Regions from separate parts of the Homo sapiens genome. Here region 2 is linked to region 1. A link is a loop called in an ENCODE intact Hi-C map of the cell type or tissue named here. Cell type or tissue: endothelial cell of umbilical vein. All regions are shown on one strand.

Region 1 (8,000 bases):
CTCCCAGGGAGCTAAAACTACAGGCACACACTACCATGTATGGCTTCGAAGTTTTAAAATCTATGATACTGGTTTTATGATCAACAAAGAGTTCCTACTTGGTAATTCACTTAATTGTCTGTAAGTCTAGAAGTAGAGAGGTGAAACAGCAAATAAGATGATTCACTAGGGTTTTCTTTCTTTGCTAAATTTTAGAGTGCTTGCCACTGGGCTTTAAAAAAGAAAAAAAAGAAAAACTTTATGAGGTCTTCACTTAACCATGTTCTCTTTAGTTAGTAATAGGAGTAAACAAACAGCTCTTTATAGCGAGGAAGGAATTATGCCAATATTAAATCCAGAGCAAACTTTTTTTCTGCAAGTGTCAAAATTTATCAACAATTAATGAGGAGTATTTCTGTGCAAAGGCAAATGAATGAATTAACTCAACACATATCTCCCTCTTTGGAGAGTTCCTCTGAAGAAATGTTAACATAACATAATGGGTGCTTGTAACAATCACCGTACTTTTTTTTTTTTTTTTTTTGAGACTGAGTCTTGCTCTGTCACCCAGGCTGGAATACAGTGGCTCAGTCTTGGCTCACTGCAACCTCCGTCTCCCGGGTTCAAGCGATTCTCCTGCCTCAACCTCCTGAGTAGCTGGTATTACAGGCACGCACCACCATATCCGGCTAATTTTTGTATTTTTAGTAGAGACGGGGTTTCGCCATGTTGGCCAGGCTGATCTCGAACTCCTGACCTCAGGTGATCCACCCGCCTCGGCCTCCCAAAGTGCTGGGATTACAGGCGTGTGCCACCGCGCACAGCCAATCGCCTTACATTTATACCACCTCTTCATCGCATTTGATCCTCACAAGCCAGTAAACACGCTCAAATATTTCTTGTTCTGCTGCTAACCTTTAATTTTAAATAAAAATGAAGACTTGCAAGTAAACAGCTGTCATTTGCATATAAAAAGTTCAAGTCATTTACAACTTAATTTAGAAAGATACGGTTTTGTTTTTTTGTGTTTTTTTTTGAGACGGAGTTTCGCTCCTGTTGCCCAGGCTGGAGTGCAGTGGCGCGATCTCGGCTCACTGCAACCTCTGCCTCCCGGGTTCAAGCGATTCTCCTGCCTCAGCCTCCCCAGTAGCCGGGATTACAGGCATGCGCCACCACGCCAGGTTAATTTTGTATTTATAGTACAGACAAGGTTTCTCCATGTTAGTCAGGATGGTCTTGAACTCCTGACCTCAGGTGATCCACCTGCCTCGGCCTCCCAAAGTGCTGGGATTACAGGCGTGAGCCACCGCGCCCGGCCAGATACTGCTTTTTGTCATGGTTTTTATTTCCATTTTAACTTTTTTTTTTTTTTTTTTTTTTTTTTTTTTGAGAGTGGGTCTCACTCTGCCGACCAGGCTGGAGTGCAGTGGCGCGATCTCGGCTCACTGCAACCTCCACCTCCCGGGTTCAAGCGATTCTCCCTGCCTCAGCCTCTCAAGTAGGTGAGATTACAGGCGCCCGCCACCACGCCTGGCTAATGATCGTATTTCTAGTAGAGACGGGGTTTCGCCATATTGGCCAGCCTGGTCTCGAACTCCTCACCTCAGGTGATCCGCCCGCCTCGGCCTCCCAAAGTGCTGGGATTACAGGCGTGAGCCACCGCGCCGGCCCATTTTTACTTTCTTAAGTTGCAGTTACTACAATCAAAATAAAGCACCGACGGCCATACAGCATTGGTCAGCATTCAAATATAGTGGCATAATCTTATCTCCTCTAAAGGGAAGGAGAGCTGACAATGTTAGAAAACCATTTACCTAACGTGCAATCCACGCTCGCATGTCAACTATCCTATTTCAATTATTTTCCAGCACACTTATAACTTAAAGCACTTTATTTTTTTTAATTATACTTAAAGTTTTAGGGTACATGTGCACAACGTGCAGGTTACACATGTATACATGTGCAGCCATGTTGGTGTGCTGCACCCATCAACTCGTCATTTAACATTAGGTATATCTCCTAATGCTATCCCTCCCCCCTCCCCCCATAAAGCACTTTAAAAACCACATTTAAAGTCTCATTTTTAATATGACTGCTCAGCAGTGTTTTGAAAACCTTTTTTCATCTTATTTCACAAAAGACTACAATCGCGCTTCCACTTACGAATAAATCCCCTTGCTCTGACTTGCTTCAATCCTTTTATGTAAAAAAAAAAAAAAAAAAGTCTACCAAAACTTTCCCATACGAAGCACTGCAGTATCTAAAGTTAGCTACTTTCCCAAGTCACTAACACTGGGGACAAAACACAATCGCAACCGCGCCAGCAGGGATGCGCCGCCAAGCTACCACCTCCGTGCCCCCATCAGGCAAGGAGAACCTGAGGTCCCACCTCTTCCTGCCGCTCCCTTCCCAGATGCCCATGTCTGTAAATAGGCAGAGTGAATGACACCTTGGAACAAATTACCTCCGACTGACAGGGAGGGGAGGCCTGCCGTTACCCGGGCCTGGTGCCCGCTACCGCCGCCACGCGCCGGCAAGTCCCGCAAGTCGCCCCTGCCCGCACCCTGCCAGTGCCCAACGCAGAGCAACCACAGACCTGCCTCCAGGGTTTCCAGCGGGGGCGGTGGCGGACCTGTCGTGTCTGGGGACAGGTGCTGGGGAGGCTTTTTGGTCCAGGGATTTCCCTTAGGCGGCAGCAGCGGCGGCTGCCGCTTTTCCGCAGGGCCAGCTGCCACCTCTTCCCGGGCGTCCTCGGCCGGCGGATCCCGCAGCAACGGCGGCAACGGCGACGGCGGCGGCGGTGGCGGTGGCGGCTCCCCGCCGAAAGGGCCCCCGGGCCCACGCGCCTTGTGCGCCAGGTGCAGCGCCAGGGGCCTCACGGGGACAGCCGCCTGGGGCACGCTGCGTCCCAGCACCAGCGCCGGCGACGGCTCTCCCCGCGCCCCAGCGCTAGTGGCGGCCGCGGCCCTCTCCTCCCTCGCCGCCTCTTTGCCCTCACATTCGGGCGGGGGCGGCTGCTCGGCCGGCCGGTTCGCCGCGGCCAACAGCGACTCCCTCTCAGCAGTCACCGCGGGCGGATCCTCCCGAGAATGGGCGGCGGGCATCGGGGCGCGAGTAGACATCGTCCCTCTGCCCCAGCCGCCCCAGCCGGGGTGGCCCCGAGGCCAGGGAACCCGACTGCCCGTCTCTCCGCCGGGACACCGGCCGGCTCCAACTGGGGACAGACAACCCGAGAGCCCGGCGGCCGTGGCCGCCGCTGCCGCCGCCCGCCGAGGCCGCGCAGCGCCCGGCGTGACGCCCCTCCCCGCACCGAACGGAGCGCCAACCGCCCGCCGGCCCCGTCCTCTCCGCGACGCACGCCCCGAGCCCGCCACCACGCGCCGGGAGCCGCAGCCGGGAGCCGCGAGCCCTCACCTGGCGCAGGGCAGCCGCGGAGGCGCAGCACGCCGAGGCCGAGGAGCTTTACCCGAGTTGGGGAGGCGCGAGCAGCCAAAGCTGGTAACTGCCCGCGGAGGCGTGGAGACGGCGAAGAGGGGCGGCCCGAGAGCACGGGGCGGGGCCTCCCTGAGGAGCGTGACGTGGCTACTCACCGGGTCCTTCTCTCGCCGGGCCTCCCGCGGGAGCTGACGGATTCGCCCGCCCGGGTGCCGCCCGGCCCGAGGGTCTGCCCCGCCCCAGCTGCCCTCCGAGTGCGAGGGAGGACGAAGGGGACGACTCCCGGCTCACTGGCTGAGGCCGCCCCGACTGCAGGCTCAGGGGCGGAGCGCGCACCAGGCCTCTGTGGCTCGCGGCTGGCTCGCGGCCTGCCCCCGCGGCGACGGCGGCCAAGGGCCTGGGCGGGCCGCGCACATGGCGCTGGGAGGACCGAGCGCTCGATTTGCCCTTAGGCCCTAAAGCTGGGTCGCAGCTAGGCTAAGGGAGGGGACGCGGTGTCGACCCCCGGCCTGGGGCAGCTCCCAAGTGAAGTGGGCTCCGCGGCCCGGCCGCTTGGCCCGCTGGCGCCCGGCGCCTCCCCCAGGTGAAAGTTGCCTCCTGGCGCCTCGGGGCACCGCGATCACCTGTAATCTTGAGCCACGTCCCAGATGAAGGGGGAGTTACCTCTCGGTAACTGTTTAGGAAACCTTTGCCCCAGCGTTCGGCTTAGTGCGCTTCCCCGCCCGCATTCCCACCCACCAACTAAAAGAGTTCTAAAGCGTTCCTGAGTAAATTAAATAGTATTTCGCCGGCTTTTAAAATTTTTTGTTACCTGTTTCTTTAATTTGGGTAAATAGCACTTAATTACAAATTAACCATATTCCCAATAGGTTTTTTCTTCCTGGAATGGATGTTAAAATGGTACAAAGACGTTTTGATAATAAATCGGATACGAGCTTTCTACTTGGCACTCACATTCACTTAGAGATGATACTCGTTTCATTTTTGAGTCAGTGTTTGTGTCCTGGTGCAAGGTGGCTGAGAGCAGGTTCCGCCGCTGATTTTTTTCCGAGCCCCCCACCAACCCCATAGCCTTGTTAAATAAATTATCTGTGCTCGCCTTATGTTTGGGCTTTCAACCCCCACCCCCCACCCCACGCCCAATAAGTCGCTTCAATTACATTCAACTTGACGTTAATATTTTTTGCTTACTCAAAAGCCGTATTCGGCACAAATAATTTTCCTAAGGCTAATAACCTATTCATACATAACAGCTATAAACAATAAGGGTTTTCTTGTTTTCCGTGTCAGTGATCTCCAGTTTGCCCAACCCTAAGCAACCTGGCGAACCTTGTTGCAATTAAAAGGGGATTGTACTTCCACCTATATTCCCATCCATCTTTACTAGCTCTGTTATTAGTGGCGCTTTGTATTTTTTATTGGTGGTGGTGATGGTGGTGGTGGTGGTGGTTTGAGACAGAGTCTCACTCTATTGCCCAGGCTGGAGTACAGTGGCGTGATCTCGGCTAACTGCAACCTCTGCCTCCCAGGCTCAAGAGATGCTCCTGCCTTAGCTTCCTGAGTAGCTGGGATTACAGGCGCGCCACTACCACCCGGCTAATTTTTGTATTTTTAGTAGAGACGGGGTTTCATCAGGTTGGCCAGGCTGGTCTTGAACTCCTGACCTCAAATGATCCACCCGCCTCGGCTTCCCAAAGTGCTGGGATTACAGGCATGAGCCACCGCGCCCGGCATTTTTTTTTTTTTAAGAGGTAGTCTCTCTCTGTCGCCCAAGCTAGAGTGCAGTGGCGCGATCGCGGCTCACTGCAACCTCTGCCTCCCGGGTTCAAGCGATTCTCATGCCTCAGCCTCCCGAGTAGCTGAGATTACAGGCGCCCACCACCACACCCGGCTAATTTTTGTATTTTTGGTAGAGACGGTGTTTCACCATGTTGGCCAGGCTGGTCTCGAACTCCTGGCCTCAAGTCATCCCCCCACCTTGGCCTCTCAAAGTGCTGGGATTACAGGCGTGAGCCACCACGCCTAGCCTCACACCTCTGTAAAGTGTCCTTTTAATAATAAACTTAAAATTCCAAAATTTGAGCGTTCCGTCTGATTTTAGTTTCATCTGACTGACCCAATTTGCTGTAATTAACCTCTATCTTGTTACTTCATTCTGCCTCTGCAGCTACGTGCCAGACTCTTCCTCTGCTTCATAGTTCAAAATTAAGGATAAAAGACTGCTTGACCCTACTTATTTTTTCCAGCCAGATTATACAATTCATTAGCCAATCTGTGGATTATCTGCCCTTGGGTAGGGTGTTCACCTGGTCTGGAAGAACAAATTATTTGGTTCAAAACACTGCCATCAGCCAGGCGAGGTGGCTCACGCCTGTAATCCCAGCACTTTGGGAGGCCAAGGCTGGCGGATCACGAGGTCAGGAGTTCCAGACTAGCCTGGCCAACACAGTGAAACCCCGTCTCTACTAAAAATACAAAAATTTAGCTGGGTGTGGTGTCGTGCTGCGATTACAGGTGCCTGCCACCACACCCAGCTAATTTTTGAATTTTTAGTAGAGAAGGGGTTTTCACCATCTTGGCCAGGCTGCTCTCAAACTCCTGACCTCAAGTGATCCACTCACCTCGGCCTCCCAAAGTGCTGGGATTACAGGCGTGAGCCACACACCCAGCCATAAATATCTTTCTTTTTTTGTTTCTTTGTTGGTTTTTTTTTTTTTTTTTTTGAGCTGGAGTCCAGGCTAGAGTGCAGTGGCATGATTTCGGCTAACTGCAACCTCTGCCTCCCAGGTTCAAGAGATTCTCCTGCCTCAGCCTCCCGAGTAGCTGGGACTACAGGCATGCGCTGCCATGCCCAGCTAAGTTTTTGTATTTTCAGTAGAGACGGAGTTTCACCTTGTTGCCCAGGCTGGTGTCGACCTCCTGAGCTCAGGTGATCTGCCCCCGCTTGGCCTCCCAAAGTGCTGGAATTACAGGCGTGAGCCACCGCGCCTGGCCTGTTGAAAGAGGCCTCTTTCTGTTGCCTCACTCTGTTGCCTAGGCTGGAGTGCAGTGGTACGATTTTGGCTCACTACAGCCTCTTCCTCCTGGGTTCAAGCGATTCTCCTGGCATGTGCCACCATGCCTGACTAATTTTTCTTTTTTTGAGATGTAGTCTCACTCTGTTGCCCAGGCTGGAGTGCGGTGGCAGGATCTTAGCTCACTGCAAGCTCCACCTCCCAGGTTCAAGCAATTCTCCTGCCTCAGCCTCCCTAGTAGCTGGGACTACAGGCATGCACCACCATGCCCAGCTAATTTTTTGTATTTTTAGTAGAGACAGGGTTTCACCATATTGACCAGGCTGGTCTTGAACTCCTCACCTCAAGTGATCCACCCTCCTCAGCCTCCCAAAGTGCTGGGATTACAGGCGTGAGCCACCGCGCCTGTCCCTAATTTTTGTGTTTTTAATAGAGACGGGGTTTCACCATGTTTACCAGCCTGGTCTTGAACTCCTGACCTCAGGTGACCTGCCAGCCTCAGCCTCCCAAGGTGCTGGGATTACAGGTGAGAGCCACCGCCTCTGTCTTGCTCTGTCACCCAGGCTGGAGTGCAGTGGCCCGAACTCAGCTCACTTCAAGCTCCGCCTCCCGGGTTCACGCCATTCTCCTGCCTCAGCCTCCTGAGTACCTGGGACTACAGGCGCCCGCCACCACGCCCAGCTAATTTTTGTATTTTTAGTAGAGATGGGGGTTTCACCATTTTGGCCAGGCTGGTTTCGAACTCATGACCTCAGGTGATCCATCCGCCTCGGCCTCCCAAAGTGCTGGGATTACAGCGTGAGCCACTGCGCTGGGCTATGAAGACATTCTTACATGATCTATTCAGTTCCATTTAACTTTTTAATTTAATTTAATTTTTTTTTTTTTTGAGACAGTCTCGCTGCATCGCCCAGACCGTAGTGCAGTGACGCCGTCTCAGCTCACTGCAACCTCCGCCTCCCGGGTTCAAGCGAGACCCTGTCTCAAAAAAAAAAAAAAAAAGAAAAAGAAAAAGAAAACAGCCAGGCGTGGTGGCTCAAGCCTGTAATCCCAGTGCTTTGGGAGACCAAGGCGGGCGGATCACTTGAGGTCAGGAGTTTGAGACCAGCCTGGCCAACATGGTGAAACCCCGTCTCTACTAAAAATACAAAAATTAGCCGGGTGTGGTGGTGGTGCCTGTAATCCCAGCTACTGGGAATGCTGAGGCAGGAGAATTGCTTGAACCCATGAGGCGGAGGTTGCAGTGAGCCAAGATCACCCCACTGCACTCCAGCCTAGGTGAAAAAGCAAGACTGTCTCAAAACAAACAAACAAAAAAACAAAACAAAAAAAAAAACAAAGCATGAGTAAAGATGAGGTTAGAGAGATAGCCTAAGGCAGAGCCTGCAGGGGCTTCTGGATTATGACAGAATTTGAATTCTATCAGAGCAATGGAAAAACACTGAAAAGATGTAAGAGTTAATACCCCTGTTGCTGTAATACGGAAAATGAAGTGGAATGGGCAGTGACAAAATGCAAAATGTGAAAAACATGAAGTTGTTGTAGTATTCCAAGAATGATATGATGATGGTC
Region 2 (8,000 bases), 460 kb after region 1:
TTTTTTTTCTGATTATGTTACCAATTTGGTATTGTTCTGACTCCAGTGTTCCTTTGAACATCTCCATCAATTTTTCAGGATTCTTTTGCTTTCCAACACAGTACAATATTTCAAATTCACCTTGAACTTTCCTTGCTCCAAATTTATAATCAACTGTTTATCAAAGAAATTCATTTTAAAAATTATTTGTGTATTTATTTAAAAGTAAGGGGTGGTATTTAGACACCAAGATCTGGGTGTTGGGAGAGAGACAGTTCTGTGCAGGTCTCTCACATTTCTGTGCACCTTGTGAGGGAGGGAGTCCCAGCTCTTTGTTCAATTTTAGACCTGCATAATACTGCATCTTGTTTATTCAACCAGGTTCCTATGCATGGGCATTTTGATCGTTCCTAATATTTTACTATTATCAGTAATGCCATATTGAATAACCTTTTGTTTTGGGTGAGGTATACCTTCAGGGTAAATTCCTAGAAGTAAAAATGCTGGAACAAAGAATAAATGCACATGCAATTTGCTAATACCCTCCTAATAGATTACATCATCTTGTAGTGCCATGTAAAAAGTTTGAGAGTGCCCTGTTCATTTCTCCTTAATGGTGTGTATGGAAAAGCTCCTGAATTTTTGCCTATCTAAAACGTGAAAAATTGTGTTAGTATTTGGCATTTCTAATTATATGTGAAATTATGCATCTTTTCATGTGGGGGGAAATCGGTGTGATTGTTATACATATGCATATGTCAAAGCTCATCAAGTTAAATATTTTAAATGTGTGCCACTTATTGTATGTCAATTATAGCTAAATAACACTTTTTTTAGTTTAAAAAATTAAGGAGTGAAAAGAGACTAAAACCCCAAAAGAAAAATGAAAAGACAGGAGCAGGCAGTTAAAAAAGAGACAGATAAATAAATACTCTTTAATGATATGCCTTAAAATTATGGCATAAATTTAAATTTTTAAAAAATTTCTTTCTGTGAAACTTAACAGGAAAATTACAGTGTATGCCGTCTCAACCCAAGATAACCAAACACTTTTCACAGATAGAAAAAAGATCATTTGAATAATATAAATATAAGTAATAAAAACAACTTGAAAGTAAATAAACAGGTCATACATAAAATGTAACATGATGAAGATTTATTATATTCTCCAAAGGAGGAAGAAATGGCTTCATAGTGGGTGGCGAAGGAGGATGTGGGGGGTTGGGGAGTCATTCTTTGAAAGGTGCATTCTTTTTTTCTGCATGATCTTCATCAATTTTTTTGACTTTAGGGAGATCACAATTATTTGCACTCAAATTACACTTAAAAATAAAGTTTATAGGCCGGGCGCGGTGGCTCACGCCTGTAATTCCAGCACTTTGGGAGGCCGAGGTGGGCGGATCACGAGGTCAGGAGATCCCAGACCATCCTGGCTAACATGGTGAAACCCCGTGCAGTTCCAGCTACTCGGGAGGCTGAGGCGGGACAATGGCGTGAACCCGCGAGGCGGAGCTTGCAGTGAGCCAAGATCGCGCCACTGCACTCCAGCCTGGGCGACGGTGCGAGACTCCGTCTCAAAATAAATAAATAAATAAATAAATAAATAAATAAATAAATAAAAAATAAAGTTTATAACAGTTAAGGCCGCCTTCAAAGAAAAATACAGGGTAGACATTACAGTGCTTTGAAACACACGGAAACAGCTAATGTGTAGCGCAAACTGCAGAGCATAGATCTGTTGGCATAGGTCCACACAGAAAAATATTTTTGGACCATCCAGACGTGGAACTCAATTCAAATTTGCTCCATTTTGAAATTTCCTGACTAGAAATGTATTGAGTAAAATGGTGACTTTTTCTAAAATTGTAATATTGAAATATCAGTTTTTACAGTAAATCTACTTAGCATGTTTTTTTGGGAAAGGTAATTATAACAAGAAAAAAAAAAACCCAGATAATGTGAAAGTCAGTATAACTTTTCAAGAGGTATGATGGTAAAAATGTCATTGAAATCAACAATCATTATATAAACTGAGCTTGTATTTCAATGCTACTATTCTAATGGATAAGAAAAGCTGAAATTATCATGTCTAAGTAAGTAGTTTACTTTGGTAGAGGTACTGATGATTCATCAAATATACTGCTCTTGTAGACACTAAACACTTCTAAATCTGGTTATCACATGCTTTCTTTCATGTTTTAACTCAGAACCTTGATTTATGCTTTCCATTGTTTTTGGATAAAATCCAAATTTCCTGATTCTGTTGAAAGAGCCTCCACAATTTGGTTCTCACAAATCTCTTCAGGTCTTCTATTTTCACCCTTCCTCTAGAGCTCTGTGTTTTAGCTATGTTGAAATGGTTTTACCTTCTAGAATTTGACCTACTTTATCTCACCCAAAGGCCTTTTAAAACCTGTTTGCTCACATTAAACACCCTACCTTTTATCCTGATTTGATGGTTACACAATATATACATGTATCTAAATATCGTGTGGTACCCTATTAACTATGTAAAATTATTATATGTCAATAAAAATAAAATAAGCATAAAAACCCCAACCCTGCCTTTTGTTCTTTGCCTCATTCTCTCCTACTGAGGAGTCTCAGCTTAAATTTCAATTCTTTGGAAGGTCTTCCGTGTCCCCAGATTAGGTTAGCCCTTAGGTTCCCTTGCTGGGTGCTTCCAGAGTACTGTGTATTTCCTTAATTACAATAGCTTTTATTATAATGCTTGCTTCATTGAATGCCTTCTGAACTTTCAAGGGCAGGTACTATGAATGTCTTATTTATTCCTGTCTCTTCAGCATATAGCAAGATCTCTGTAAGTATTTCTTGGATGGATGAATAAATAAAAATGTATACGAACTATGCCATTAAATATACACTTTTAATATACTGTTGTCAACTCTGTCAGTTAAAAATTGGGGGCTTTTAACCCTATCATTAACATTTTTATTACAAAAATATATTTATATTTATCTGTTTCTATTTCCCTGCAATGAGAAGGACAGAATTCTGAAGCATAGACACAGAATAAATAATGCCTCCTTGCTGTTACAATTTACTTGGAAAAAGCATGTCTACTTTATAAACATTGTTATTTTTATCCTATACTTTCTGATTGGCACAGGACAGATATTAAAAATATTATACTTTATAACCTGAAACGTGTTTTTTAAACTTAATTTTTTTTTGCTTTTTAAATATATATATTTTCAGAAACTCATTGCTTGCTAACTGAAACCTGTTTTAAAGCAATACATTTTCTATAGAGAAGGTATTTTGGATAAAAAGAATGATGACGTAGCAAGTTAGAGATTCGGGAGAGCATTTTAAGTAGTTCAATTTGTTTAAGTATTGAATATGAAATTTAAATCACATTTTACTCTTTCCTTTAAAAGTATACAAATGTTTAAAACAATATTATTAAAAACTTTATTTTAGATATTTAACAATATTGGAATTGGTTGCTTTATATTAACATTGCAGTTTTAGCTAGTCCATGGTATTTGGAAAAAAATCAGGTTTACAATGGTGATAAATATAATGCAAAAGTCTTAAAATGATTTAAAATGATGACTTAAGAGTTGTGAAATAATCAGCCTAAGCCTGTATTAAATTAAGAAGTTTCCTCTTTTAGTTTTGAAAAGCAAAAGGGCTCCACCTGGTGTTGAATGAAACTATAGACTTTTTAAAATGATTTGATGATTTTACATTTTCTAAAAATTGAAATTCAAAATGCTTTTCTCGATTTTCTGTTTATAGTAATGCTATTGATATTGTTCCAAAATTACAGGGACTTAGTTCTTTTATGAAGTAATTAATGTATGTCTGATAAAAAATGTTTCCTTTAACATTTTAAAAGATTTTAGAGAAACTTCTCTCATGCACCTTCCCTTCATCCTATCTTTGGCAGGCATGAAAATGCACCTCACAGACAGAGCACCCAGCTGCTGTGCTTTGAAGTCAGCCACACCTCCCATTCATTGCTGTTACCAATGGACTGACTGAATGCTGTGGCGATACTGAGGCCGTCTTAGTCCCGGAAGACAGGTGGGGCTCCTTTGTCCACCGCTTAGGCTGGAGTACTTCCCCATGGCTTTGACAAACAATCCTTAGACTGCAGAGTAGTGTAGGATTCTTCCATTCAACCTTCTCTCCCTCATCCTGGGGTCAGACTTGGATGCAGTCCGACAGCTGTCCCAGCCTTTCCTAGCTCCTTCTTTATTTCTTTTTACACAGGCATTTCCCACTATTAAAATCCTGACATATTTAATCCTGTCTTTGTATCTGTTTCTCTGAGGTCCTGGGCTAACACAATTTCCCTTCTGGAACTTTTATGAAAAATGAGCAAGTGGAGACATTGATCTTATTTTCTAATATCTGGGTGATCTACTATTTGGTTCTTATGCATTAAATTAGATTTTGAAATCTTAAACTCAGGTCCGGGTCTCTTTGAGCTTTGCTAATTAGTGCATGGTGTGGAAAAGCTCATGTGTCCTAGGGAACCACTTGACACTTTGATGCTCCATGGCATCAAAGCATGAAGAATGAAATAAAATGGTATAATTATTTTGTATTTTAACTATAAGATCTCAAAGGATGTTATAGTTAAAATTCAAAGTAATTATACTATTTACATGATATAACTATATACCATATAAGGTATAAAGGCTCTCTGTGATCCTTTAATTCTCCAGGATCTCAGAGAAACAGATGCAAAGACAGGATTAATAAATATAAATAAATTTATATAATAAAAATATTAAAGATAGGGTCAAAAGCCTCCAATTTTTAACTGATAGAGTTGACCAAAGTATATTAAAATAATATACTTAATTACTTAATTTAGTCAGCATGTTATTGTTTGCACTAGTCACAAGGGCTTTTGGACAAGAGTGATGATAAATCAATGCAAATCCAACATCGCTTCTAGAAAAATGCCTTCTCATGCCTGTAATTCCAGCACTTTGGGAAGCTGAGGTGGGTGGATAACCTGAGGTCGGGAGTTCGAGACCAGCCTGACCAACATGGAGAAACCTCATCTCTACTAAAATACAAAATTAGCCAGGTGTGGTGGTGCATGCCTGTAATCCCAGCTACTCGGGAGGCTGAGGCAGGAGAATCACTTGAACCTGGGAGGCGGAGGTTGTGGTGAGCCGAGATCGTGCCATTGCACTCCAGCCTGGGCAACAAGAGCAAAACTCCATCTCAAAAAAAAAAAAAATTTTTTTTTTACTGATGAAGAGAAGGACTTTAATGTCATTTTAACCCACACAACAAATCATATTTAGTGTTATTTTTCAATATTAAGTGCTGGTGATGATGCAAATGCATATTCAGATTTGTTGGCTCTCATTGAAATGGGATATACATTATTGGAGTATCCTAGAGAATAATCAACTATGTGAAGTGAAAGACACTTCAGTTCCTGATAGAAAGGCAATAAGCACCAGTAACTTGCGATTTCTGGAAACTGCCCAGGGATCTTGTGTCATTCCATGTGCTTGGTTTGCTTCTATCTCACTGATATTTACACTAAGAGGTTAATGCAACTCTAGGAAAATAAAACCTCAGATTACTTTGTAGTATAAGAGAATGGAAAGAAACCATAGCCTGGGAGGTAGAATATCTGCATCTGAGTCTTGGCTTCACTTACCTTGGGTAAGCCACTTACCTTCGTTAAACTTCCCTTTCCTTATCTGTAAGATGGGGCTATAACTCTCTGACTCCCATTCACATGGTCATAAGGCTTAAATGAAATAACCCACTTGAGAACACTCAGTAAACTAAAGCACATTGCATTTTTAAGGTTTATATAATCATAGTTTAATTGTATTTCTAATAAAATTATCTGCTAAAAATATAAGTAGGTATTCTGATCTTTCATAGGAATTTTGACATTTATAGTACATGTAAAGATATTTAAGTAAAAATTTTCTGAAACAACTATTTAAATAAACAAATATGTTTTAAAATAGATCTTATTTTGCTTTGCTTCTTTCATGTAAAATACATAGATTATTTACTAATAAAGACAAATATTATAACTTAGCTACCTTTTGGTAGGTTAAAAATGGAAACAAAACTAAGTGTAAATTTGAATTGCATGAAAGATCTGGAGAGACAGAGAGGTTAATTCTCTCCCTTCAATTTTTGAGGCAGTGGTGGAGGAAACACATTTTTATAGAACCTGACAATTAAAGCACAGAATGAAAGAAGACATCTTTGTTTATCTGTAGACCTGAGCAATGAATAATATTTTTGTTTTAATTTTTTTATTGTGCTCTTTTATAGGTTTTCATGAAAGTAAATTAATAATGTAACATCTCCACAAATCCTGTTTTAAAACTGTAGCTGATAATGTTCTTACATGATAAAATATTGTCCATAAATTATTCATTTGTAGTTAAAATACAAAATAATTATTCCACTTAATTTTGTTCTTCATGCTTTATGCAACCACTTAACTGTGATAAGTATAACACTGTTATTATGAAGTAGTTTAATTAGGCATCCTTATTCTGGTTAACTTAAGCAAAAAGAGGAAAAAATGAGCTACTGATATTTCACACAGACTCCAAGGAAAAGCTGAACATCTAGGCCTTGGGAAGTGCAGGAACAGGAGGCTCTGAGGTCTAGGGAGAAACTTTTCATCCCCTCTTTGCTCTGCCTAAGATACTCCTTAAGTTAAAGTCTGGGTAAGGTTGCACTCTGAGCCCATTCCTTGGTCCTGAAGAAAGTAAAATACCTTCCGTGAAATGCCAGTTTTGTGCAATACAAGAGGGGTGGTCCCCAAAAGAAAGTGAAGGGATGCTGGGCAAGAAAATAACAGATACTCACTACTTGATGTAGTCAACTCAAATATTTTCCAATGACTTTTTTCATTTGTGACAGTTATAATCACTTTCCTTAGTTTCTAAGATGACATGCACTATCTGTTAAGTCATGACAAGCTCAGATATTCACCAACATGGTTTTTGATGTTCGTTTCTTCTCTCTAAGCAAATGCTACACTAGATAGACCAGGCACTGGTGCTTATCACTGAGGTATTGGTATTTTTTTATTCTTGGGATTGTATATTCTTGAAATGATTGCTGCCGTGTAAAGTTAAGTCAAGGCACACTGGAAAATTGCAGGCTTGGCGAGTGTCCAGGTAAATGGTATTCTTTACTGCTTCCCTATGGCCATTATTAACAGGATGACTTGAGCAGAGGCAGCAGATGCCCGTGGGAATAGTGTTTTATCTTCTAGAGATAGAAGCTCTGTGTATGCATGCTCATGGACAGGGCACAGGTATGGCTTTTGGGACAAAATATGTGTATTTGCTGCTTTGAGAATGACTTCTTCTTTCAGAGGCCAATGTGGGAGGATTGCTTGATCCAGGAGTTCGACCCAGCCTGGGAAACATAGCAAGACTCTGTCTTTACAAAAAATAAAAAATGAGCTGGGCATGGTGATGTGCACCTGTAATTCCAGCTATCTGGGAAGCTGAGATGGGAGGATCCTTTGAACCCAGGAGTTCAAGCCTGCAGTGAGCCATGATCGCGCTGCTGCATTCTAGCCTGGATGACAGAGCAAGATCCTGTCTCAAAAAAAGACTTCTATAGGTACTTTAGTTTAGAGTTAGCTAGAAAATTAGTACTAGAAATGAGGCTTGATGTATGTTTCACATCTGAAAAACTCTCAGGAAATCTCTGATTTCTATCACCATTATGTATACATTACAATAATATCTGTTGTTTAGATTGGACAATATGTATTGCTACTCTTATTTTTTATTACATTTGAGACATTTTACATATTCAGATTCTGTTTTTTATAATTTACTTTTTAAATAGTTATAAAAATATCATTTAAATATATAATTTATCTTTCTGTTATTAAAACAGATATTCTAGCAAGAAACACTAGAGGGCATTCACTGCTTTGTTCAAAGACATTGGTCCACTTTATATGCAGCTGTTCATATGTGATGCAATTTGTTAATATGCTTGAGAAATTAAGTATGAAAATTTTC

The links. Peaks named below come from ENCODE experiments on the same cell type or tissue, not always from the same donor. Only the 100,000 strongest peaks of a DNase experiment are listed, where the experiment ranks them.
Region 2: a loop joins it to region 1, with 4 times the contacts of the local background. A loop is called at or near these places in 9 of 110 quality-filtered maps.

What each region holds. Positions count from the first base shown.
Region 1 is chr4:128,056,795-128,064,794 of GRCh38, reverse strand. It overlaps LARP1B (La ribonucleoprotein 1B), which reads right to left and starts at 3,483. Exons shown (of 20, transcript NM_018078.4): 1 at 3,394-3,483. RefSeq lists enhancers at 2,401-3,259, 3,260-4,118 and a silencer at 2,577-4,076. In endothelial cell of umbilical vein, no CTCF peak of the experiment used is centred here; DNase peaks (open chromatin) are centred at 2,364, 3,004 and 3,604; H3K4me3 peaks cover 2,666 bases; H3K27ac peaks cover 2,319 bases.
Region 2 is chr4:127,601,142-127,609,141 of GRCh38, reverse strand. It overlaps LOC105377412 (a long non-coding RNA gene), which reads left to right. Exons shown (of 3, transcript XR_939185.3): 3 at 3,896-4,255. Among named protein-coding and RNA genes, the nearest start is that of INTU, 28 kb to the left of the region's middle. RefSeq lists an enhancer at 3,648-4,471. In endothelial cell of umbilical vein, CTCF peaks have their summits at 3,449 and 3,657 (motif pointing left); no DNase peak of the experiment used is centred here; H3K27me3 peaks cover 761 bases.